Regions from separate parts of the Homo sapiens genome. Here regions 1 and 2 are each linked to region 3. The links are chromatin loops, found by intact Hi-C in ENCODE. Cell type or tissue: mammary epithelial cell. All regions are shown on one strand. Region 1 holds the start of LOC101928636 (a long non-coding RNA gene). Region 2 overlaps LOC101928636 (a long non-coding RNA gene). Region 3 overlaps CDCP1 (CUB domain containing protein 1).

Evidence for each region. A loop is a pair of places that touch in the nucleus more often than their neighbours do. Peaks named below come from ENCODE experiments on the same cell type or tissue, not always from the same donor. Only the 100,000 strongest peaks of a DNase experiment are listed, where the experiment ranks them.
Region 1: a loop joins it to region 3, with 5 times the contacts of the local background. A loop is called at or near these places in 10 of 110 quality-filtered maps.
Region 2: it touches region 3 in a loop (4-fold over the local background); 11 of 110 quality-filtered maps call a loop at or near these places.

The regions. Positions count from the first base shown.
Region 1 is chr3:45,195,658-45,203,657 of GRCh38, reverse strand. LOC101928636 (a long non-coding RNA gene) reads right to left here and starts at 1,829. Exons shown (of 4, transcript XR_001740675.2): 1 at 1,634-1,829. RefSeq lists enhancers at 2,488-3,255, 3,256-4,021, 3,012-4,211. In mammary epithelial cell, no CTCF peak of the experiment used is centred here; a DNase peak (open chromatin) is centred at 3,617; H3K27ac peaks cover 2,978 bases.
Region 2 is chr3:45,205,742-45,213,741 of GRCh38, reverse strand. LOC101928636 (a long non-coding RNA gene) reads right to left here. Exons shown (of 4, transcript XR_001740675.2): 3 at 1,216-1,384. Among named protein-coding and RNA genes, the nearest start is that of TMEM158, 17 kb to the left of the region's middle. In mammary epithelial cell, a CTCF peak has its summit at 3,003 (motif pointing right); DNase peaks (open chromatin) are centred at 3,061 and 6,051; H3K27ac peaks cover 481 bases.
Region 3 is chr3:45,120,947-45,128,946 of GRCh38, reverse strand. All of the region lies in intron 1 of CDCP1 (CUB domain containing protein 1), which reads left to right. Among named protein-coding and RNA genes, the nearest start is that of CDCP1, 21 kb to the left of the region's middle. RefSeq lists a silencer at 407-651 and enhancers at 3,969-4,468, 4,469-4,970. In mammary epithelial cell, a CTCF peak has its summit at 3,161; DNase peaks (open chromatin) are centred at 3,096, 4,406, 4,866, 5,686 and 1 weaker place; H3K27ac peaks cover 6,893 bases.

The DNA of each region.
Region 1 (8,000 bases), 75 kb before region 3:
TCCAGGTTTTGGTAATTACAAGTAGGGTTACTATGCACATTCTTGTATATTATTATTATTATTATTGAGACAGGGTCTCACTCTATCACCAAGGCTGGAGTGCAGAGGCACCATCATGGCTCACCACTGCCTTGACCTCCCAGGCTCGCATGATCCTCATACCTCAGCTTCCCAAGTAGCTGGGACTACAGGCACATGCCACCATGCCTGGCTAAATTTTGTGTTTTTTATAGAGATGGGTTTTCACTATGTTGCCTAGGCTGGTCTCAAACTCCTAGGCTCAAGCAATCCTCCAACCTCCGCCGCCTGAGTAGCTGGGACTACAGATATGTGCCACCACACCTGGTTAACCTAAAAAAATTTTTGTAGAGATGGGGTCTCCCTGTGTTGCCCAGGCTGGTCTTGAATTTCTGGCCTCAAATGATCCTCCTGCCTCAGCCTCCCAAAGTATTGAGACTACAGGCGGGAGCCACAGTGCCCACCCTTCTTGCACATTATCTTTGGTAAGCACACACATTCATTTGTGTTTACTACATACCCAGGAGTGTGTGTCTATGTCATAGAGTCTCTATGTGTTCTGATTGAGTAGATAGGGAGTTACTGTTGTTCCATGTCCTCTCCAACACTTAGGATGGCCAGCCTTTTAATTTTAGCATTCCAGTAGGTGTGTAGTGGTAATCCATTGTGGTTTTAGATTGAACTGCGTTTCATATCCCTATTAGCCACTTAAATACAGTCATGCACCACATAATGATGTTTTGGTCAATGACAGACTGCACATACAACAATTATATTATATTATATGTTTACAATACCATATTTTTACTATACCTTTTCTATGTTTAGGTGTGTTTTGACACACAAATATTTACTGTGTTACAGCTGTCTACAGTATTCAGTACAGTAACATGCTGAGCATGTTTGTAGCTTCAGAGCAATAAGACTACACCATATAGCCTAGGTGTATAGTAAGCTATACCATCTAGGTTTGTATAAGTACACTGTATGATATTTATACAATGACAGAATCATCCAACCCATTTCTCAGATCATACCCCTGTCATTAAGTGGTGCGTGACTGCATTCTCTGTTGTGAACTGCCAGTTCAGGTCATTTGCCCATTTCCGTACTGAGCTGTTGACATTGCCTATTGGCATGGAGGGGTTCTTTATGTCCTGTGAATCCTCTGTGAGATGTACTTATCAACAAATGCCCTCTCAAGTCTGTGACATCGTTTTCATAGTCTTACCTTCTGATGGTTGGAAGTTCTTAAATTTAGTGTAGCCCAATTTATCAAAATTTCCCCTGATGTTTAATGCCTTTTGAGTTATATTTAAGAAATAGTTGCCTATTGCAGAGACTGAATTTTAAAGATGATTTTAGGTAGAAAGAAATGAAGTTTTAAAGCAAGAATCACTTAGAGAAAAAATTGTAAGCAAAATGTTTATGTACATCCAAGTTGTAATGTGAACATTTCAGCCCTAAAACATATATTTTAGACTTACTTGGACCCTGAAAATAAAGTTTACTGCCTCGGTTGTTTTTCTTTTTTAATTCATCATGGAATATCAGGGTTGCAAAGTCTGAAAAGTCTTTCCTTTCGTTGGTCTGACTCAGGTCAACAAATACTCACTGAGCACCTCTCTGTGCCATGCTCTCCTGGGAATTAGGAATGAGAAATGATGGTGTTGCTCAGGGCCTGGTAGGGAGGATAGTGCGCCCAAGTCATCTTGATCCCAAGCCATCTTGATGATGCTGCAATGGAAGCATGTCCCTGGCATCTGCAGCCTCAAAGGATAAGAGTGCATCTGCTTGAGAGAGAAGGCCTGCAGAAGAAGAGAGATACTTAGGAATTGGGTCTTAAGCAGCTGTATGAGAGCTCTCAGGTGGATACAGATGGAGGGTATGGGTTTTGTTTGTTTGTTTGTTTGTTTATTTGAGACGGAGTTTCGCTCTTTTCACCCAGGCTAGAGTGCAATGGCGTTATCTTGGCTCACTGCAACCTCTGCCTCCAAGATTCAAGTGATTCTCCTGCCTCAGCCTCCTGAGCGGCTGGGATTACAGGCACCTGCCACCACGCCCAGCTAATTTTTGTATTATTAGTAGAGACGAGGTTTCACCATGTTGGCCAGGCTAGTCTTGAACTCCAGACCTCAGGTGATCCACCCGCCTTGGCCTTCCAAAGTGCTGGGATTACAGGCGTGAGCCACTGCGCCTGGCCTGAGGGGTTTTATTCCAGGGAGAAGGAATAGGTGATCTGTGGTTTGTGCTTATAAGGGATTGGGCTTGAATGGGGACATTTGCAGCCTGCCTTCAAGGCTTCTACGTGCCTCATGGACTCAAACTCCAAAATAAAACTTCCAAACATCCCCTTTCTAGACCTGTGGTGGCAACAGGTGACCCATTGGGAAATCTAGGATCCTGGACCCAAGGACCAGAGCCAGGATGTGAGGTGGGCTGTATTGCCCTACTTGGTAGCATCTCATTGCCTACATCTGATCTTTGAAGGAGTTGGTGGCTTTCAACTTGCCAGAAAAAGGACCTCTTACAGAAAAATTGGTTTGGAAGGCCTATACATGAAGAGGAAGCTGTGGAAAAGGGGTGTTCCTTTGCTGAACCTCCTAGAGTAATAATTACTGTGTAGTATGACCAACACTTTATTATGACCAACCTTTATTATAACCATGTTTTATTTTAAATGCCTGGCTTCTAGTGACAATGTACACCTGGAAAAATAAACAAGTTTGAGGCTGGTTACAAAAGGAAAAAAAGATGCTCACTAATGGTGCTGAATAATTAAGAGAGAACAGAAAAAGAACACACTTGATTAAGCATCAATGGGGTCTGAGGCTATTCTAAACATTTTACTCACTGTATCCCATTTTATTATTGTGACACAAAGGTAGGGTGTAATAATCCCCATTTTACAGTTTCCATGAGCAAACAGAGCTCCAGAAAGGTTAAGTCACCAGGCTGGACAGTAACAGAGCCAGAATTCTCACCTGGGTCTGAGTCTGACCTCCTCTAGCTAGAATTATTGCAAACAAACCAATGTGCCTGACAAATATGGGGCACAGTTATATCACTGCCACATAATTAAAAAGGATAATTGCCCCAGGGAGAAGAGCGGCACATGGTGACGAAGTCCCCTGAAGGGTGGCAAATATCTTGTGAGTTCAGGGGAACTAGATGATGACACCAGCAGGTCCCAGCTGGCAAGTGCCTCCTTGCTTCCCTATGAGTTTGCTCTTCCCAACAGTCACACAGGAGTGTCCCTGTCTTTCTACTGTCCTGCCTCCAAGTGTTCTCATCTTAGCCTGTCCTTTTAGATCATTCTCCAGACTTCTAAATAGGTTCTCTTTTCTGTTGATTAAAATAATAATAATAATAAGGCTTTGATTCTAAGCCTGTTACATACAATGATTCTTAACTGGATGGTGATTGGTGATGACTCACTTACCAGCGATGTGGGAGTGTCCTTACATTCCTGCGGGCTTGGAAAGTATTCCCTGAGAGCCTTTCCTTGTGTTGAAGTCCATTCATCTTCCTTGCGTTCCCCAACCTTACACAACATCTGTCCTCCTGTCTGCTTACCTGCAGTGTAATCAAGGATCTCACAGGCATGTTTGATGCTCAGAGAACTCAGGGATGTTTCAATCAGCGACTGTCCCAGAGCTGCCCTGCATCTTAGTCATCGTGTTCCGATGGGTTTCTGCACTTCCTTCATTCATAAGAACTGTTAGTTCAGTGCCTTTTTAGGAAAGGATCACCCAGCAGGAGAGCTGGAGAGTTTTTGGTCTGCATAATAAGTGGGAATCACAAGGAGATGACAAATACAGTTGAGGGGTTGGGCTGTGGGAAGAGTGGAGATTAAAACAGGTAGAAAAGGTGGCTGAATGCTGGGCAGGAAAAAACCCAGTCACAGAGGAAGGCTATCTTGAAAGGAGCTAGCCTTGGAGGAAGGCTTGCGAGGATGATTTCACTCTGCATGGAAAAGATGGTTGCAGTTGTATTTTTTAAAGATGGATGCAATATCTCCCACCTCTCCCCAACCCCATGCTTTTCTATTACCTTATCATTTCTCCATCAAGAGGTGGAGTTCAATTCCCCTCCCCTTGATGTGGGGTGGGCTTTTGTGACTGGTTTGTTTGTTTGTGTGTTTGTTTTTTAAGACAGGGTCTCACTCTGTCACTCAGGCTGGAGTGCAGTGGCACAATCACGGCTTCACTGCAGCCTTGACCTCCCCAAATTCAAGCAATCCTCCCACCTCAGCCTCCTGTATAGCTAGGACTACAGGCACACACCGCCACGCACAGCTAATTTTTGTATATTTTGTAGAGACAGAGTTTTGCCATGTTGCCCAGGCCGGTCTTGAACTCCTGAGCTCAAGCAATCTGCCCACCTCAGTCTCCCAAAGTGCTGGGACTACAGGCGTCAGCCACCACACCCATCCTCTTTGTGATTGTTTCAATTAACAGCATGCCATTGAAGTGATGCTGTGTGACTTCAGAGGCTCAGCTGTAAAAGGGACCCATATTCCACCTTATTCCCTGTGATCCTCACTCCTGAAGTTTTGAGCCCTGTGTAAGCATTTTAACTGTCCTGAGGCCATCAGTCTGTGAGGAGGCCTAAACCAGTCCACATGGAGAGGCCACAGAGGCCCTGAAGCCATATAAAGAAGCAGAGGTGCCCAGCCGGCCACCTGCTGCTTCAACCCTGGCTCTCCAAGCTCCAGCCACTGTCCAAGAGTAACCACACAAATGACTGGAACCAGAACCACCCCAACAAGCCTTTCCCAAACTCCTTATCTACAGAAATCCTGAGAGATTACGAAACTGTAAGGCACTAAATTGTGAGGTGATTTGTTCTGCGGCACTAGCTAGCTAAACAGAAGTTCTGGCCAAGTCTATATTAGGCAAGATAACAAAGTGGAGTCATTGTAAATCATTTGAAGAAAGAAACATTTTGCTTGTCTTTTCTGGATTTTCTATGCCAAAGCATTTTGGATTAAATCAATAGCACTTTCACCAGCCTATGGCCTCAAAATGATGCCCTCCTTCCTTATAACCACATGGTAAAGACCCAAGCCCCATCATCTTGACCACTGGCTATCAGCAACCCTGTGGTTCAACCTGCTACTTCTAGGAGTCACATGGGGTGTCCTCTCAGGCCTGCTGATCCACTGCAGTTTCTGTCCCACCTGTGCATCACTTCCTGCCCCAGCCACCCCTCCTCCTGGCCAGGACATTGCCCACAAGGTCATTTGGTGGAGCTTTCTCACTACCATGCCATCTGGTTCTGGCGCTGAGGCAAGGTGACCAGTCCTGCCCACAACCAGTGCCCCATGGTGCTCCCAGGACCCTAAAGCAGATGTGCTTGGGCCCAGGGTCTCCAAAAATCTCATCTGAGCAGCTTCATTCTCTAACCCTTTTCCTTTCTCTATTATGGTTCAAAGAAGAGATGCCATAGCATCCCTCTGGTGGTCCTTCTGTCTCCTCCAGCCCATCCTCCAATTAAAACTGATCCCTCTTCCCCTCACTGTAGATCAAAAGATCCCATGCAGGCCGGGAGCGGTGGCTCACGCCTGTAATCCCAGCACTTTGGGAAGTCGGGGAGGGAGGATCACTTGAGGTCAGGAGTTAAAGACCAGTCTGGCCAACATGCTGAAACCCTGTCTCTACTAAAAATACAAAAATTAGCTGAGTGTGGTGGCACATGCCTGTAGTGCCAGCTACTCAGGAGGCTGAGGCAGGAGAATTACTTGAACCCAGGAGGCAGAGGTTGCAGTGAGCTGAGATCAGGCCACTGCACTCCAGCCTGGGCAAAAAGACTGAAACTGCATCTCAAAAAATATTTTTAAAAAGATCCCATGCATACAAAGAGAAGCTGGGTTGGGATGGGGGGGATTTTTATACATCAGGGCCCTTGTGCAACCCACCAAAAATACTTCCTAACTGGAATCATCTCAACCAACAGCCTCATCTCCACAGAGTACATTTGACTTCTGAGGAGTCAAAAATTTTTTAAAGGACTATTTAAATTGTATTTCAGAGAAATGGGGGTGAGAGAATTAAGATATAAAACCTGCTGGCAATAAAACTCTTCCACTTATGGGAATCTTTCCTGGTGGATTTTGTGGGAGCATTATTGCATGTTTCATTACAGACTTGAGCAGACACTGGTGCCATTATGGAAACACATCACAACACGGGGTTCTCTGCAAACCAGTTTGCTTTAAAAATGCATTTAAATTATGCTCTGCAGGCTTTATGCCATAGACCTGAAATCAGCTAAGAGCTGGTTATCCCAGAGTCCTGGTCTACATGATTAGTGGGATCCATTAATAGATGGGTATATCTATCAGGTCACTGGGAATCTGAAAGGACAGCTACTGTGGTATGGAACATTTTTGTAGCCATGCAGAACAGAATCTGAGCTGAAATCTGCAGCTGTGTACCTACTTGGAGTTTCTAGACAGGACACTAAAGATGAGGAAATTATTTGTTGAGACCTCATGAAAATTAAAGACATGGGAAAGAAATGAAAAGAAAAGCTATGGCTTTAAAGAGTCTGCAAAAAGGAAAGAGACGTTCAGTGTTAGTGAAAGTCAGTGCAGAAGAAGATGGAATGGAAATTTTGAAGCAGAAGCCACTATTATCACAGACTGCAAATGACATCTCACCAGAGAATCGCCCAAGGTGAGAAGCACCATATTCAAAAGAGCTTCTACTTAACATGGCCACCGTGAAAATACTTTCCCCAACTCCTACCCACCCTGAGGCTTTTCAGAAAATCACCAAAATGTCCTTGACTAACAGCAGTACCTCACTCTTGCCATAGAGATGTCTGACCCACCATCTCTTTCCTCTCCTGCCAGGCAATGGGTGCCCTCCTTCAGCCCATTCCTCCTTTCTTCTGTCTCCACTACTCATGGATCAATTAGCTCCCAGACATATGGCTGCTACCCAACCGCTTGTCCAACAAGATCCCAGCTTTGTTCTGTACCTACCTTCCTCCATGGCAGTTACATGATTTGTAGGGGATGAGCCCAACTTCATCTCCCAAAGAGTGGGTGCTAATTAGTGTAAGCCAATGTTGGTGGCACCATTACCCTCACCTGTGATTGGGTTAGGCAGGAACATATCATACAATTTTGGCCAATGAAATATGAGTGAATGTTTATGGGGAGTTTTGGGAACCATTTTTGTTTTGGTTTGGCTTTTTAATAGAGATGGGGTCTCATCATGTTGCTCAGACTGGCCTCAAACTCCTAGTCTCAAACAATCCATCTTGGCCTCCCAAAGTGCTGGGATTATAGGCATGAGCCACTGGGCCAAGCCTGGGAATCATTTTTTACTGGTAAAAGAGACATACCTCCCCCTTTTATCACTAGACATGGTTGGGTCTGCTGATGATGCTAGAACTGTGGTGGCCATCCTGGGACTAAGGAGAGCCAACCTAATGATAAAAGAGCAAAAACAAGGAAAGAACCCAGGTATTTGGTCCTGTCGTTGAGCTGCCAAACTATCAATGTTGGAGACACCCCGGCTTGGGTATTTATATTGGTTGGTCCACTGTCAGTTGGTATTTCTGTTGCTTGTATCTGAAAATATCCTAACTGATATAACCATTTAGCTTACTCCTTCCTCCATTCTTCCAGCTCTTGCCCAGTTGGAGAAAGCAGCTTAGGGATTCTCTGTCTCTATATTTTTCCTTTCTCTTTTTATTCCTTTTGTGAACCCAAAGGTAACTATCATAATTGCTGATAGGTTTAAGAGACAGCTCAACCTTGCAACTGTATCATAGAAAGAGAAACCCTGAAGTTTTAAAGTTAAATGACACAACATGTTCCAAAGGAATTGTTCTACTTCTCAGGGGTCACAGATCCCTTTGAAAATCTGATAAGAAGGCCGGGTGTGATGGCTCACACCTGTGATCCCAGCACTTTGGGAGGCCAAAACGGGTGGATCTCTTGAGATCAGGAGTTCGAGACCAACCTG
Region 2 (8,000 bases), 85 kb before region 3:
ACCACCTAGAGTCTGGTTCACTCTGGGGCCCTGGGGATGTTGAAGGAAAGGTTTCTCGGGGCCTTCTGCCTCCCCTCTGACCACCCCACTGAAATGGAGAGTCCCAGCACCGCGTAGGGCTGGGGCCACAGGCTCTGCCGCTGCACTGGGGCAAGGACCCTCCATGGTTTCTGATCCTTCAGTGTGGGGAGGGGACTCTCCAGGTTTGCATCCCCTCAAAGAGTCTCTCTCCTGTGCTGAAGCAGCAAACAGATGTGGGGTCCTCCAGGAAGGCCTCGCCACTCCAGGAATGGCCCAGCCCCACTCATACAGCTCCCCAAGTCCCTTTTCAATGCAGATCCATGACTGGCCCGATTCTAGGCTCAAATAAGCCCGTGTTCTTTACAATTCACATCCACTTCATTCCGGAACCCCCATGTCACACTTAATTTGCCAGATGAGATGGCCGAAACCCTGCAGATTCAGCTCAGCCTACCAATTCCCTTCAGAGGGAAGTCAAAGGCCCAACATCGTTAGACATTTTAGCTCATGGAATGATTCCAGCAGAATGGAGTGAGAAGTGGGACCAGCCAGGTGGGGTGGAGGTGGTGCCCAGTGAGGCCAGACTAGTCTATTTCAAATACTAGCCCTGGCACTGGCCAGCTGCTTTCTAGGCCTCAGTTTCCTTTTCTGTAAAATGGGAATAATAACAGTACCTCTCCCATAGGTACTGTTGTCATGATTTTAAAGGAAAACATACCTAAGAGTTTACTTCCTCTCCACACTCCTTTAGAAACACATGTCCCAACTGGAGACCTGGCTCACCCAGGACTATCTTATAGCCTAGTTGGTTCTGTTTGGGATGATAAAAAAGTTTTGAAACCAGAGAGTGGTGGTGGTTTCACAATATTGTGGATGTAATTAATGCCACCAAATCATATCCTTTAAAAGGGTTAAATATTAATTTAATAGCCAGGCGTGGTGGGATTACATGCCTGTAATCCCAATTACTTGGGAGGCTGAGACAGGAGAATTGCTTGAAACCGGAAGGTGGAGGTTGCGGTGAGTCAAGATCGCACCATTGCACTCCAGCCTGGGCAACAAGAGCGAAACTCCATCTCAAAATAAATAAATAAATAGATAAACAAACAAACATAAAAGAATTGCATATTATGTATGTCATACCACAATTTTAGAAAACATTTTTAAAATAATAAGAATAAGGGAAAGGCTTACCTGACTCCAACTGAGAACTGAACATGGGTCATAAAAGATGGGTTTTGTCCCCTTCCCAGTGGAATGATCCAGAAACAGCCTGCGCCCCCTGATGCACGGGCTCCTTGTGGTGGCCCCGCCTACGCCACCCCACTCCTGGGTTTTTCTCCTGCTTGAGTTGCGGAATGGCCTAGTGCAGTACAAAGGAGACAGTTGAGGCTTCTCTCTCTTTCGTCACCAGCACAGACAGATGTGGCAATGGTGTTCAGGAAAGAGAGCTGAGAGCAGACTCGATGCCCCGCCATGAGGCAGGTGATGGAACCCCAGGTTTCTGCTCCCAGTGTACCCAAAGCAGCCCCCCTGGTCCAGCAAACTCCCAAATTCCATACAGGCATGACTGCAGGGAACAAGTGAGAGAGCGTCCCTGCCGCCTTCTATTTCTGCCAATTCCCTCTTCTTTTCTCTCAGGTCTGAGTCGTGCAGGAAAAGAGTGATGAAACCATTCCCTCACTCTCTCCTGCCACTGAGAATTATTCGTTTTGTTCCAAAGAGTCTCGTGGGCTGGAGGCAGCCACAGGGCTTGGATGGAGTTCATTATCGGGCACAGACCCAGGGCAGAACATAAAAGATTCAGCCTTGACATTTTACAGATGGAAACAAATTTCTGCGCTGTCATGGTGGGGCTCAGAGAGAGCACATTTTAACACAGACACAGGATGAAAACTCTTTACAGTCCTGGACTGGTGGGAGCAGCAGCACAGCTCGCAGGAGACCAACATTGGCACGATCGGCCTCATGACCCTCAACAAGGCTCTCATGCTCCATGAGCCTCAGTTCCCCTATATATACAAGAGGGGACACTAAACACCTGCTGTAGGGCTGTTGGTGCCTAGCGCTCCCATGGCACACAGCCTATCTGGACCTACCTCTAGGTTATCAGCTGTGTCACACTTTGCCGGGGACCACGGATGTGTACTATTATAAATAGCTATTGTTTATTGAAATGTTACTATGTTCTGAGAATTTTTAATCATGCATATAGAAGACTTTGGTGGTGCCCCAGCCATCCCCCCTCCCCACTAACCATTTCCATACATGTTGTCCCAACTTCCGAATGCCATCATTTCCGAATCTATCTGAGGATCCTCTCTGGTTGCTGGTGCCCACCGTGCCCACGTGTCAAATAATGAGAGAGCTGAGGCATTAAGGCACCCCAGGAGTGGTCCTCCCACAGTGAATGATGGGAATCTGTGGATAAATACCCCAGCTCCCTTGCCCCTCAGGCAAGGTCCTACTGAGAGGGATGGTGTGCAGGTGCCCTCAGTGGCAAAACACTTGCTGGATAAGTCACTCTTGCCATCTTCTTCCCCACTCCTGGCTCACATCGCCCTCCCCAAGTGGTTTTTCCTGGAGTCACTTCTCAAATAAACTACTTATGTCTGAATCTCTCAGGATCTATTTCTGAGGAATCCAAAGCATAATCTTATTTTTAACAAAGAACCCAAAGAGCTAGGTACTTTGATCTTCCTTTTACTGATAAGAAACAGGCTTAGAGACGTTTAATGTCTAAGGTTGCACAAGCCCTAAGCGCAGAACTTAAATTCTGACATCTGGCCACAGGGCCCCAGCCAAGCCAGCAAATGTCATGTCCAAGGCGGTGGCTTGCCAGGGAAGCCTGAGGCTGCAGAGGGTAAATCCCCTCCCCATCCACTTTACCCTCCACCTAAACACACACACGCGTGCACACACACACACCCCCCCCAACAGAGAGAGAGAGAGAGAGCCCATCCCACAGAGTGCCCGCCACCAGGTGGTGCCCTTGCTGGGAGGTGCAGGCTGGCCCTGCAGAGAATCTACCCGCAGGCCAGTGGTGTCGTCAGGTCTGGCTGAGCTACTTCGAAGAACCGAGCAGTCGGCCTTCAGAAGTGTCTTTCTGAGGAAGGCTGGAGCCCAGTAGGCAGAACTTGGATTGGGAAGTTTTTAAAAGCTCCCAGGACTTCTGAGCTGTTGGAGCAGCACACACACACGCACTTCCCCAGCTGTTAGCAGTGGGAGGACAAGCGTACTTTCTAAACCTGCCTGCAAAGTTGAGGTTCTAGAAACCCTCTCTATGGTCACTCAGGGTAGCAAATTCCATCTTCCTGGTCCAGCTCCCGTACTGTGGGACATAAGGACCCCCACCCACCCACACCCCCACAACCTCTGCCTCCTCCCCACCTTGCCTTGGTGTGAGGATTGGGCTTGGGACTTGGGACGGAAGGATCAGGGGCAACAGGACAGCTCCTTCGGTGGAGCTGCCCCAAGGTTCTGGCCCTGGGCTGACCTGTGTTATTTGCAAGTGCAGCAAGAAGGGACAGAAGCCTGCTCTCCTTTCTCTGGGGTGGTTCCAGCCCCTGCAGGAGACCACTGGGACCTAGCATCAGTCTCCCCAAAAAACACAGAATGACCGTCCGTGATTTAAAGGAGTACCACTCCTGTTTTTCTGCTGTTAAAGTTCTGACTCCAGGTCAGGCACAGTGGCTCATGCCTGTAATCCCAGCACTTTGGGCAGCCTGGGGGACAGAGTGAGACTCTGCCTCAAAAAAAAAAAAAAAAGGTTCTGACTCCAGACTGATATGTCAAGATACATGATTCTGTTTTTTGTTTGTTTACTTAAGCTGTAAAACCCAACTTTAAATTCCTAAATATATCCACAGAGCCTCTTATTTTCTTCATATTTATCTTAACATTTAAAAATGTATCACTGGCTGTCTTAGGTCGGGTTCCCAGAAGCAGACATTGAGATGAGTTTTGTGTGCAAGTGATTTATGAAGGATGTGCTCTCAGAAAAGCCAAGCTAGGGCGTCATCTCAGGCTGAGTCCCAGGGAGAATAGCTTTAGCCTGCCCCACAGGGAACCCCAAGTATAAATAGCCCTCAGAATCCCCCTGCCTCCCACCCCGTGCACCTGGACAAGGCTTACATTCCTACATTCTACCAGTCATTGGTGAAGGGCTGCCCCAGAGGAGTGTAAATTCTCAGGCAATGCCCCCTCCAGCAGCCCAAGACTGGATCTACAAAGAAGAGTTACAGGTGCCAGCTGCTGGGAGTGGTGATGAGGCCACACACTCACGCATCAGTAAAAGCAGATCCAAAGGCTGGGTACGGTGGTTCACGCCTGTAATCCCAGCACTTTGGGAGGCCGAGGTGGGAGGATCGCCTGAGGTCAGGAGTTCAAGACCAGCCTGGCCAACATGGTGAAACCCTATCTGTACTAAAAATACAAAAACAATTAGCCAGGCATGGTGGCGCACGCCTGTAGTCCGAGCTGCTCAGGAGGCTGAGGCAGGAGGATCACTTGAGCCTGGGAAGTCGGGGCTGCAGTGAGCCAAGATTGCACAACTGCACTCCAGCCTGAGAAAAAGGTATGAGACTCCATCTCAAAAAAAAAAAAAAATTAAAGAATCTTGTGAACAAGTAAGATGCACATACAATCACAGTGATACACATACACATGCACATATACATAGAAAAAAGATGGGAAAAAAATAAACCAAGATGTTTACAGTGGTTATCTATGGCTGGTGAAATTACAGAATTATTTTTATTTTCTTCTTTATAGTATTTCCCCCCAAGTTTTCTACAATGAAATCATATATATTACCATCATAATTGAAAAAAAATAAGTATGTAGTTATGGAAGTCATGAGTATCCTGTGGTCAGGGTAGAATTTGCTCAGATATGCAAAACACAACCATCAATAAGATCCCAACCAGCTCTTGAAACCCCATTTCCGCTGCATGCAAGAAAATTTTTGATCTTACTGTTATGGTATCTCAGCCTCCTCTGGTTTAAAATAATCTCTTTTTGAGTAATTACATAGTGTCTGGGTCTCTCCACCAATGCAAGGATTTTCCTTTCTCCGCTTTATTCCAAGATGGCAGCTGGATGCAGGGGAAGCTAACTTAGCTTCAGGTCTTGGCCTTGTGGCACAATCACATGCTGCCTGCAAGGTTAGAGGCTTTACCTTGCTGCCTCAGCCTCATCTGGCTCTCACTGTGACTCCTGATCCCCAAGGGCTGCATGGGAAAGCTATTTGATTGCTGGTTTGAGGAGTCCTTTCTGCAGCTCTTCGTTATAGAGTCACTTTGCCTTCTTTATGGTGATGTTCTGGTGAAATCACCAGCTAGTACCTCAGATACTTTTTGGCCCCCAACCCCTGTTGGCACACAGGAACTCCTGGGCTCCCTCCACAACTCATGCAAGTTCAAATGTTATTTTACTTTTTTTTTTTTTTTTTTTTCTTGACAGCCTCTCCCTCTGTCGCCCAGGCTGGAGTGCAGTGGTTCGATCTCGGCTCACTGCAACTTCTGCCTCCTGGGTTCAAGGGATCCTCCTGCCTCATCTTCCCAAGTAGCTGGGACTACAGGTGTGCTTTTTGTATTTTTAGTAGAGACGGGGCTTCACCATGTTGGCCAGGCCGGTCTCGAACTCCTGACCTCAAGTGATCCACCCGACTTGGCCTCCCAAAGTGCTGGGATTACAGACTTGAGCCACCGCGCCCAGGCAAGCCCATACGTTCTATGTCAGGTGAGTTGTCTCAGGCCCAGGCCACTGAAGTGCCTCCCTCAGCCATTTCTGCTCTGTGACTTGGGCACCATGTTGGATGCAGCGTTAGCCTGATCCAAAGGCTCCCTTGAGAGATTTGAAGACTCCTCAGGCTATACCCAGGGAAGTGGGAGCACCAGCCCTTATGTTCGTGGAGTCTTTAAAACTATCTGAGTGTTTCTATCGTCTCTTACACCTGGAGCTTTGATCCTGATGGGTGGGGCGGGAAAAACCAGCACACTCACAACCTGCCCCTGGCCTGCCTTTTCTTGTCCCATTTCTTAACTCCTTCTCCAAGTCTCAAAGTAGCTGTCCTTCTTCCTGTAGGGTAGAAACTTCCCTTTTGTCATATCTGCATTTTTCTTTCTTCCATGATTCACTCAATGATCACTCAATTTCTCTGAGCTTCGATTTTTTTGATATGTAAAAACCCCAGCCTTGGGGGTTTTAAGAAAACCCTTTCTCTCTCTGCAAAGTCTGGCATTTGAGACTATTGTCTTGCTATCAGATTTTAAGTCTACTTTGAAACTTAAAGCAGAAAAATGAAGCCTTTCATTAATGCTGTCACCACCTTCCTCTTCCTTAGAGAGATTTACCCCTGCTTCCTGGTCCAGGCTTAATGGCACAAAGGCTATAAGAATGAGTGATGAGGCCAGGCGCAGTGGCTCACACCTGTAATCCCAGCACTTTGGGAGGCCAAGGCAGTCGATCACCTGAAATCAGGAATTCGAGACCAGCCTGACCAACATGGTGAAACCGCATCTCTACTAAATACAAAAAATTAGCCGGGCATGCTGGCACATGCCTGTAATCCCAGCTACTCAGGTGGCTGAGGCAGGAGAATCACTTGAATTCGGGAGGTGGAGGTTGCAGTGAGAAGAGATCACGCTGCTGCACTCCAGCCTGGGCAACAGAGCAAGACTCTGTCTCAAAAAAAAAAAAAAAAAAAAAAAAAGGCCTGGCCTCGTGAAGGCAATTTGGAATGTAATTTGGCAAGAGATATCCTACCAAGCCCCTCCAGGTGGGGCAAAAACCCTTTGCAGCGATGGGTGCCCCTGGGAAATAGGACTTTACCCTATCCATTTTCAGGATGAACTCTTAGGAATGTGCTAGGGTTATTCTGTACCACACCTTGCACCTGGTAAGTGGACAGGTATGTAGCCAGTCTCCAAAATACTTGGGGTTGCAGGGCTAGAAGTAGGAGCAATAAACCCCTTCACCCCTCCTATTGGCAGATGGCACCTTGTGCCTGGCAGAGCCCTTGCTCTGTGAGGTTGGCATCACTTGTGGAGCTCTGTCCTCATGGGCATTTGGGGATCTGAGGACCTTTACCTGTGTCTGTAAGTAAGCTGGTGTTGAGGCTACAACAGCTCCATCCTGGAAGTTAATCCACCATGTTAGCTTCTGATTAACCGCTGTTCTGGGAAGTCCTCTAAGATTTCCAGTTTATTGTTCCTTGTTTAGAGCAGGTACTTACCATAAATCCTGCCCTTAGATCAAGCAACCTTGATGTTATCTACTTCAATTGACCTACATGTCCCTTCTAACCCACCCCTCCCTTGTGGTATATAAGCCCAGGGTCTTGGGGGGTGATGGTGCAGGGATCCCCCATCTGGTCTTGCTGCCACTGGAGAAGTAGACATGGCTTCTGTTCCTAAGACCCTATTAAATGTTTCTTTCTAAGAAACCAGATTTGGCTGGGCACAGGGGCTCATGCCTATAATTCCAGCACTTTGGGAGGCTGAGGCAGGTGGATCATTTGAGGTCAGCAGTTCGAGACCAGCCTGACCAACATGGTGAAACCCTGTCTCCACTAAAAATACAAAAAGTAGCCAGGCATGGTGGTGGTGCATGCCTGCATGCCTGTAGTTCCAGCTACTAGGGAGGCTGAGACAGGAGAGAATCTCTTGAACCTGGGAGGCGGAGGTTGCAGTGAGCGAGAGTGCCACTGCACTCCAGCCTGGGTGACACAGCAAGACTCTGTTTAAATATATATATATATATATATATATATATATATATATATATATATATATATATATGGCCGGGCGCGGTAGCTCACGCCTGTAATCCCAGCACTTTGGGAGGCCGAGGCGGGCAGATCATGAGGTCAGGAGATTGAGACCATCCTGGCTAACACGGAGAAACCCCGTCTCTACTAAAAATACAAAAAATTAGCCAGGTGTGGTGGTGGGCGCCTATAGTCCCAGCTACTCGGG
Region 3 (8,000 bases):
TCAGGAGTTCCAGACCAGTCTGGCCAATATGGTGAAACCCCGTTCTACTGAAAGTACACAGATTAGCCAGGCATGGTGGCGGGCACCTGTAATCCCAGCTACTCGGGAGGCTGAGGCAGGAGAATCACTTGAACCTGGAAGGCAGAGGTTGTGGTGAGCTGAGATTGTGCCATTGCACTCCAGCCTGGGCAACAAGAGCAAGACTCTGTCTCAAAAAAGTAAAATAAATAAAAGAAACAACTTGCATCATCACATATCATTTTCTTTCTTAAGGACCTTGAGAATTAAGAGTAGGGAGTGAATGAATGTATAAAACAGTCCCGTGTTGATAAACTGTTCCAACAAGTTGGATTGACTAAGCGTGCACATGGTTCTTTTCAACGTTGCTATTGGAACTTAATTTTACTCTCTTCTGTAATTAATCTAAGAGCTGTGGAAATAGTAGACTATTTTAATGGGAACTTTGTGTCTCTCTCACTGAGGGGGTGGGACCCTGATGTCTCTTGAGCCCTGAGGTCACTGGATATAATTCTGGAAGTTGGAGCCCGGCCTTGTTCATCTTTGTATGCCAGCACCTGGCATGACAGTAACTCATGGCAAAATGATCTTGAGAGATGTGGCCAGAGTCGGCCTTCATCAACATTTTGCAGCAAGTTGTCTCTGCACTTCCCACCTGCACTGTGCATGCCCTTGTCCTACTCCCTCGGGCCTTCTTCCCTGCCCTGACTTCCCAGTGCAGTCCTGTGTCTCAGGCCCACTGCAGGTGGGAGGTTGTGCTTGATCACTCCCCAGGTCCTTTCTTGATAACTAGGGTCTATGTCCAATCCTTCCTGGGTGTTAACTGATCACTGCAGTGTTTAATGTGGTCCTTTCCTTTGGAGAGCCTATAATGGCAGAATGGCAGGCAAGTTCTTGTAGCCACCTGTGGCACAGTATCTTCAGTTGGGAGGTGCACCTGCCGTTGGGGTTGGGGAATGGGATGGTCACCTGCCCTGCCACCCATCCCTTTCTCCAGACCTGCAACAGTAGCCTGAAAGCATTTCCTCAGCTTGGCCTGACGGCTGTACCTTGCCCCAGCTTCTTTCTAGGGGAGTCTGGTAAGCAGCCATCATTTCACATCCCTTTACTTCTCAGAGGGAGAATGAGAGATTTGCCCTGCTGTCTTGACAGGCTCTTTCCTGAAACCAGCCATGGGAATAAGGTGGAAGGAGTGGGGTGGGGAATGGGAATTGGCAGGTCCTGGCAGGTCCTACTTGACTTCCAAACCAGTGGATGAAAGGCTTTACAGCTCAGATACCCAGAAGGACAGGTGGAGGTCTCTTTTAGGAAGAAGCATTTCCTGTGAAGCCAAAGCAGAAGCCTGGTTGAAATTGACTCAAACTTGCATCGGATTTTCCCATGAGTCTCATTGACAGCTGTCTAGAGAAGTGAGTCCTGCAGGCCAGGGCTTCTATAGCATGCTTTTCTGCTAAAACTTGGCACTGGCCTTTCATTCCCAGTGCTTTGTTCTAGAATCATGGCTGCTTTTCTTTTGCCACTAACTCAGCCACATTAACTTCCCATGCCCACACCCCCCGGGCAGACCTCATGAAGCTGTGGAGCCATCAGCAGTGGAACCATGCCAGTTCCCTTTCTTAGAACCTTACACCTGGCACTGCCAAAAAAGAACAATACAAAAGAACAACCACGCCCCAAACATTTCAAATTCTGTGGAATTTAAATCTTAAGCTTAAATTCCAACTATACTTTCAAATTACTTTGACATGAAGGAGGATTTGCAGTAATACAGTGTGCTTGTTGGACCATTTAAAACAAATATGTTTTCCTTTTGATATCCTAGAAAGCCAGCAGCTTGGAAATACTTCATTCTACCTTGATTGACTTTGTTGGTAAGAACAACGCACCATCATCAGAAAGTTCCTGGTTGTGTGTGGAGTTCTTCGGGCGGGGCTAGCTCTGATGAATAGTCATTTATCATGCCCCGGGCACCGGTGTCAGAGCTGGGACACAAAACTTGTCTCTACCTCTTATTAATCATATATGCCTGGGTACATTACTTAACCTACCCAAGCCTCAGTTTCTTCATCTGTACAATGGGGTTTAATATTAGAACCTACTTTATGGAGTGGTTGTGGGGATTTATAAATATTTATAAACATATGCACGGGGCTGCCTAATATTAAGGAATCATTAAATGTTTGTTGTTGTTACTATTTAGACAGGCCTGGTGTCTAGATTCCAAAGGTTTTTCTCCCATCCAAGAGAGAATGATTAGCCCTTGAAATGGCAATTCATGTTCTAGTTCTTTCTTATGTGAAGGTGGAAATGAACTATTTCCAGGTAGGCAGATCAGTGGTCTTCCTGTTGTTGGCAAGACTTACACCTCAATTTACCAGTCTGTAAATGGACCCGGCCAAGTCAATGACACGTGGATTTTGAGTGTCTAAACCAGTTGTCTCTCTATGCCTTTAGGCCTCACTGCCTCAGGTCCACTGGACTAGGAAGACTCCAAGTTTGGCGATGTGACTATCTGGCACCCCCACCCCTCCCACAGCAGGCACTGTTAGAATGAATTCTGTTGGAGGTGACTCCCCACTTCCTGGAATCAGCCAACAACTGCATTCACTTAATAAGAATGGCAGTTTCTGTCACCTCCAGGGTAGACAAAAAAAAGAAACAGAGAGAGAGAGAGAGAAGAAGGAAGGAAGGAAGAAAGGAAGGAAAGAAAGAAGGAAGGAAGGAAAGAAAGAAAGAGAGAGAGAGAGAAAGAAGGAAAGAAAGAAAGAAAGAAAGAAAGAAAGAAAGAAAGAAAGAAAGAAAGAAAGAAAGAAAGAAAGAGAGAGAGACAAAGAATGGCAGCAGTTGCTCCTCTTCTGCTAGGTAACTTGACCAGCCTTGGCAGCTTCTATGAGGGCAGCTCATTGTGGTACCCTGGGTGGGTGGAGACTGCAGAGGTGCCAGGGTTGAACCAGAATGTCCCAGCTGCCTCCTGAGTTCAGCAAACTTGGAGAAGGGAGGTCACTTCTCTGGTCTCAGTGAGGGTGCTGGAGTCACATGAGTCAACATGTAGAAGGGCCTATTAATAGCCAATGATCAGGGCCAGGGCCATGGCTAGGTGAGGCAGATAAGGTGTGCAGAATTTAAGGAGGCACTCATACTTGCTTCCTTAAGTGGCACTGCCCTGACAGTGAGTGCCTCCTTAAGGTTTGCCTCTTCAGTGCTTTGCCTGCCTTACGTAGTCCCCACCCAGCCAGCCAGGACTGTAGGCTTTAGACTCAGAGCCAAACTGCTGCTATAGTTGTCTGCTTAGCACCCTTCAATGGTGCCCCATCGCTGCTAGTAGTAGTTGTAATATGCTATCATTGATAATATCAACAATACTAACAGCCAATATTGATTGACTACCTGGCACCATTCTAAGCACTTTGTAGGTATTAACTCATTTAGGCCTTACAGGAATTTCATTATTATCCTGTTTGCAGATGAGGAAAGTGAGGCACCAAGAAGCTAAGGAATTTGCCCAAGGAAGCACATCTGGGTGAGTGGTAGTGCCGGGAATTGACCCTAGACAGTTTGATTCTAGAATCTGTACTCTTCACCACCACACCAAGCTGCTAAGGTGTGCTGGTCCCAGTGGGTGAAGCCCAAACTCCGTGGCCAACAACCAAGCCCTTTCCCACTTCTCCAGCCTCCTCTACCCACCCAAACAAAACTCTGGCCAAATCAAACTCCCCAGAGTGGCTCCAAGGAAGCCATGATTTTCATATCTTGGCATCTTTGCACCTGCTATTCCTTCCATCTGTCCTTCCTGACAGTCATCTCACAGTTCCTGGTTGGCACACTCATATCCATTCTTTTAGACCCATCTTAAGTCATACGCCTTCTGTGAAGCCCTCCTTGACCACCACCCCCAGATGGTTGATAGCAGACCCTCAATGTCTTCAGAGTACCTTGAAGTTCCCTGGTGTCCTAAAATTACTATTTGGGTCTAATGAACAGACAGGCAAATGTTCATTCAATGTGTGTGAATTCAACACTCGCTCCCTGCAGGGAATAAAGGTTGGGAGAAATCATTGCAATGGTGTGTGTGTCCCCTTGGGGTGGATATGAGGTAGGGTATAAACTTGCCAATCTGCTGGACATCCTGGGGCTCCCATGGTGTGCACATCCACAATTTAATGAAACGTATTTTGCAAACCTGGCCCCTAAAAGCATATCACGACTTATCTGATGCTCAGTCTGAAAAGCAGGGATCTGCTCCATGGATGGAGGAAACACCAGCTGCTGGACTTGTTGAGAATGGAATGTTGGTCTGCAATGTGACCTCTTCCTAAGAGAGGACAGGGCTATTTTGGCCATAAGTGGAACCTGACTCACATGCAAGCCGTGACTGAGCAGCCACAAACTTCTTGGTTTCTGAGTCTGCCTCCCTTGGCATCCTGGGCACTCCTCCAGGGCACCATGCATCTTAATATGTATCTCCTGGTGCCTAGGCTGAGCCCAGCCCTGGCTGGGAGCTGCTCAGTCCATCTTCCTTGGACAGAGAAGGTGAATGAGAGCCGAGTCCCACAGGCAACCACACCCAGAATTGAGGCAACTTGTTCCAATTCGTCTACAAATTTTAGACGGGTTGCCAGTTATTTTGCCAGTCTTTTAAACTGTATTTGACAGATCTGGGAGAAAAATGACTTCCGGTGTTTATCACCTGGAATTCCCTCCCCTACATTAGTTTCCCTTACTAGAATCGAGAATTGCAAAGAAATAGGATGGCAGGGAGAAGAAATAACAGGGATGTGTGATATGGTGATTAATGAATGGTGAATCATGAATGATGATTAAAACAAATGGAAATTCTTCCCCCAACCCTGCCTGCCCAGGAAGGAGCTGGTGAGGCAGATGCTCACAAAGGTGTCCTAATAAGGAGAGGTCAGGAGGCAGGAGAGCTGAAGAAAAGAGCTGTGTGTGACTCAGGAGCCCAAGCCTGTGCCTTGTAAGCTTTTCCAAATGCCCTAAGCCCAGGAGCCCATGCACTGCTCTAGTGAAAGCTTGGATGCCTTTCAGCCCATAAAGCCTCAAAGTCACACCAGAATCTGGAGCATTTCTAAGTTTCTCTGAACCTGGGTAATGATTTTCTGAAATATTAGACCAATGAAATACCAAATTCCTGGGGAGGCAAAAGAAAGAGATGTGATCCAAGCATTTGTGATCAAATGAGCTGACAAGTTACTCTACTTAAGCAGTGGGGATTTTACCACTGTTTTTATTGCAGCGAAATAAATGCCTCCAGAGTGGCAGAATTGGTGGGGGTCAGGAGAGAGTCCACATTTCAAGTATGTACAAGGTGTTGAATCATTATCTTCTTGCTCCTGTTCACCCCTTCTAGCTAACTTATTTATCAGTTAGGATGAGGGGGATCATTAAAAATGACAGCCATGTGAGTGATGTGTCCTTGGCTGTGACCCTAGAAAAGAGCCTATAATATAAGTCATCTCCTCCTGTTGGAAAGGTAGCTAAATTCAGCTTTGCCTATCATGTGTCTTTAGCTTAGTTGTTTCCTCTGAACTATGAGCTGGACACCAGGTGGGGGATTACTCAAGCCCAAATTCTCTGGTCTGGTATACCAAAGAATAGTTACAAACTACAGCTGGACAGTAGAACGTGCTGGGTTGATCATCTCAGCCAGGGCAAAGAAACATATTAAGACGTTAAACATCTACCAGGAGTGAGTCATTTAACCCTCGTAAGGTTTCATCTTCCTTGATTGCAAAATGAGTTTGTGTGAAAGACCATAAATAAAAAATAGAAACAACAGAAGTAGCATTAGTAATTCATGAAGGAAGGACTGGTATATTCAACGCTTAGAGTTGGAACAATGGGCTCTCCATATGGAAAAAAAAGTAAAAGCGAATCCCTACTTCTCACCATGGACCAAAAAAAAAAAAATCCCTACGTCTCAGCATAGACCAGTACAGATTCCCAGAGCCCTTGTTATACCTACTAGGGCTTAGAACTTTATCACAGACCATTTGTAGGCCCTTAGTCTAGGCTATTAATTCCCTAAGGGCAGGGACTCTGGCTGTTTTTATCATTAAGTCATTTGCACCAAGTGTGTCCCTAGAATAGATTATGAACCCAGAAAATGTTTGTCGAATGAATACATCATTTCCAAAATTCTTTAAAAAATGAATTTCTAGGCCAGGTGCAGTGGCTCACACCTGTAATCCCAGCACTTTGGGAGGCCGAGGTGGGCAAATCACTTGAGGCCAGGAGTTCAAGACCAGCCCAGCCAACATGGTGAAACCCCCTCTTTACTACAAAATACAAAAATTAGCCAGGCGTGGTGGCACACCTGTAGTCCCAGCTACTCGGGAGACTGAGGCACGAGAATCACTTGAGTCCCAAAGGCAGAGGTTGCCAAGATCACGCCATTGCACTCCGGCCTGGGCAACAGAGGGAAACTCTGTCTCAAAAAAAAATTTCTAAAAGAGATTATACATTTTTCTGGCTGGGCACAATGGCTCACGCCTGTAATCCCAGCACTTTGGGAGGCTGAGGTGGGTGGATCACCTGAGGTCAGGAGTTCAAGACCAGCTTGGCCAACATGGTGAAACCCCAGCTCTACTAAAAATACAAAAATTAGCTGAGCGTGGTGGCACATGCCTTTAGTCCCAGCTACTCGGGAGGCTGAGGCAGGAGAATAGCTTGAGCCCAGGAGGCGGAGGTTGCAGTGAGCCGAGGTTGCGCCACCGCACTCCAGCCTGGGCAACAGAGTGAGATTCCGTCTCAAAAAAAAAAAAAAAAATACAGATTATACATTTTTCTTTGACTGTCATTATAAAAGAATACCTTGCCATATACCCAGAATTATTTTGGGTACTAACCTGGCCAAACAACAGAGAAGAACTGAGTGGAGAGATTTTGGTGAGATCAGCTTTGGTCTTCTCTGAATCTAAGTTAAAGAGATTTAAAATATTACATATACCTAGGCTTCCCCCAAAATATTATTAAACCATATTTTAACTGTGGTAATGATTATTCTTTTATTAATTTATTACATGCCTACTTTGTGTGAAAACATGATCTTTTGAACACTTTTTCTTTTTATTAAGGTATAGCTTACATAAAATAAACATCATCAATTTTAAGTGTACAGTTTGATGAATTTTGGCATTTGTATACAAGGTGTAATCACTGCTATCGTCAAGATACAAAACAGTCCCCTCACCCTGCACGGTCTGCTTTGCCCCCTGGTACTCCATTCCCTCTCCCCATCTCTAGCCTTAGGCAATGCAGCTCTGCTTAGCGTCTAGCACTGATTTAAAATAATGATCATAGGGGCAGGAATTTTTAAATAAAGGATAAAAAAGCTGACAGAAGGGGAAATGGGAATAAGAAAGAAATTGGTAACATAGCTAGATGGGCTGTAGCCTCAGATTGGACTCAGCTTCACTTGCTGGTGAATTAGCCCAACTTGGAGAGACTGAGGGCTCCAAGAATTTTTTTTACAAATAACACAGTTAGACGTTTTCATGATTACAGAAAAAGAACACAAGAGTTGTAATATACAGCTCAGATATAAACCTGGCAACTGGGTTTCTGAACATAGATCTGGATTCATTTTTAATCTGACATCTTGAGGAACTCCTCAGCCTCAGAAGATTCTAAATGGCCACACTGCTTGAAGACCAAGCATTTGAGCAAATAAAACTTCTGCCCCTGAGAATATATTCTCTCTCAAGCTATTAATTAAAAGATGCATAGTCCCTTGTTCTTGCCAGGATTTATTAGCCGAAAGTAAAATATGGGAATGGTAGTATGTCTATGAGAAATTAAATGCGGTGAAGACAAGCACACAGGGACTAATAGTTTTATATGGAGTTGTTTTGGGGCTTAAAACGTTTTGTCTCCTCGTGGGGATCAGGCACTGCCTTGGTCGTGGGGCTACCACTAAAAAATACGGGCAAGTTCCTGCTGCCTCCTGTAGGAGCTCACGGACATCA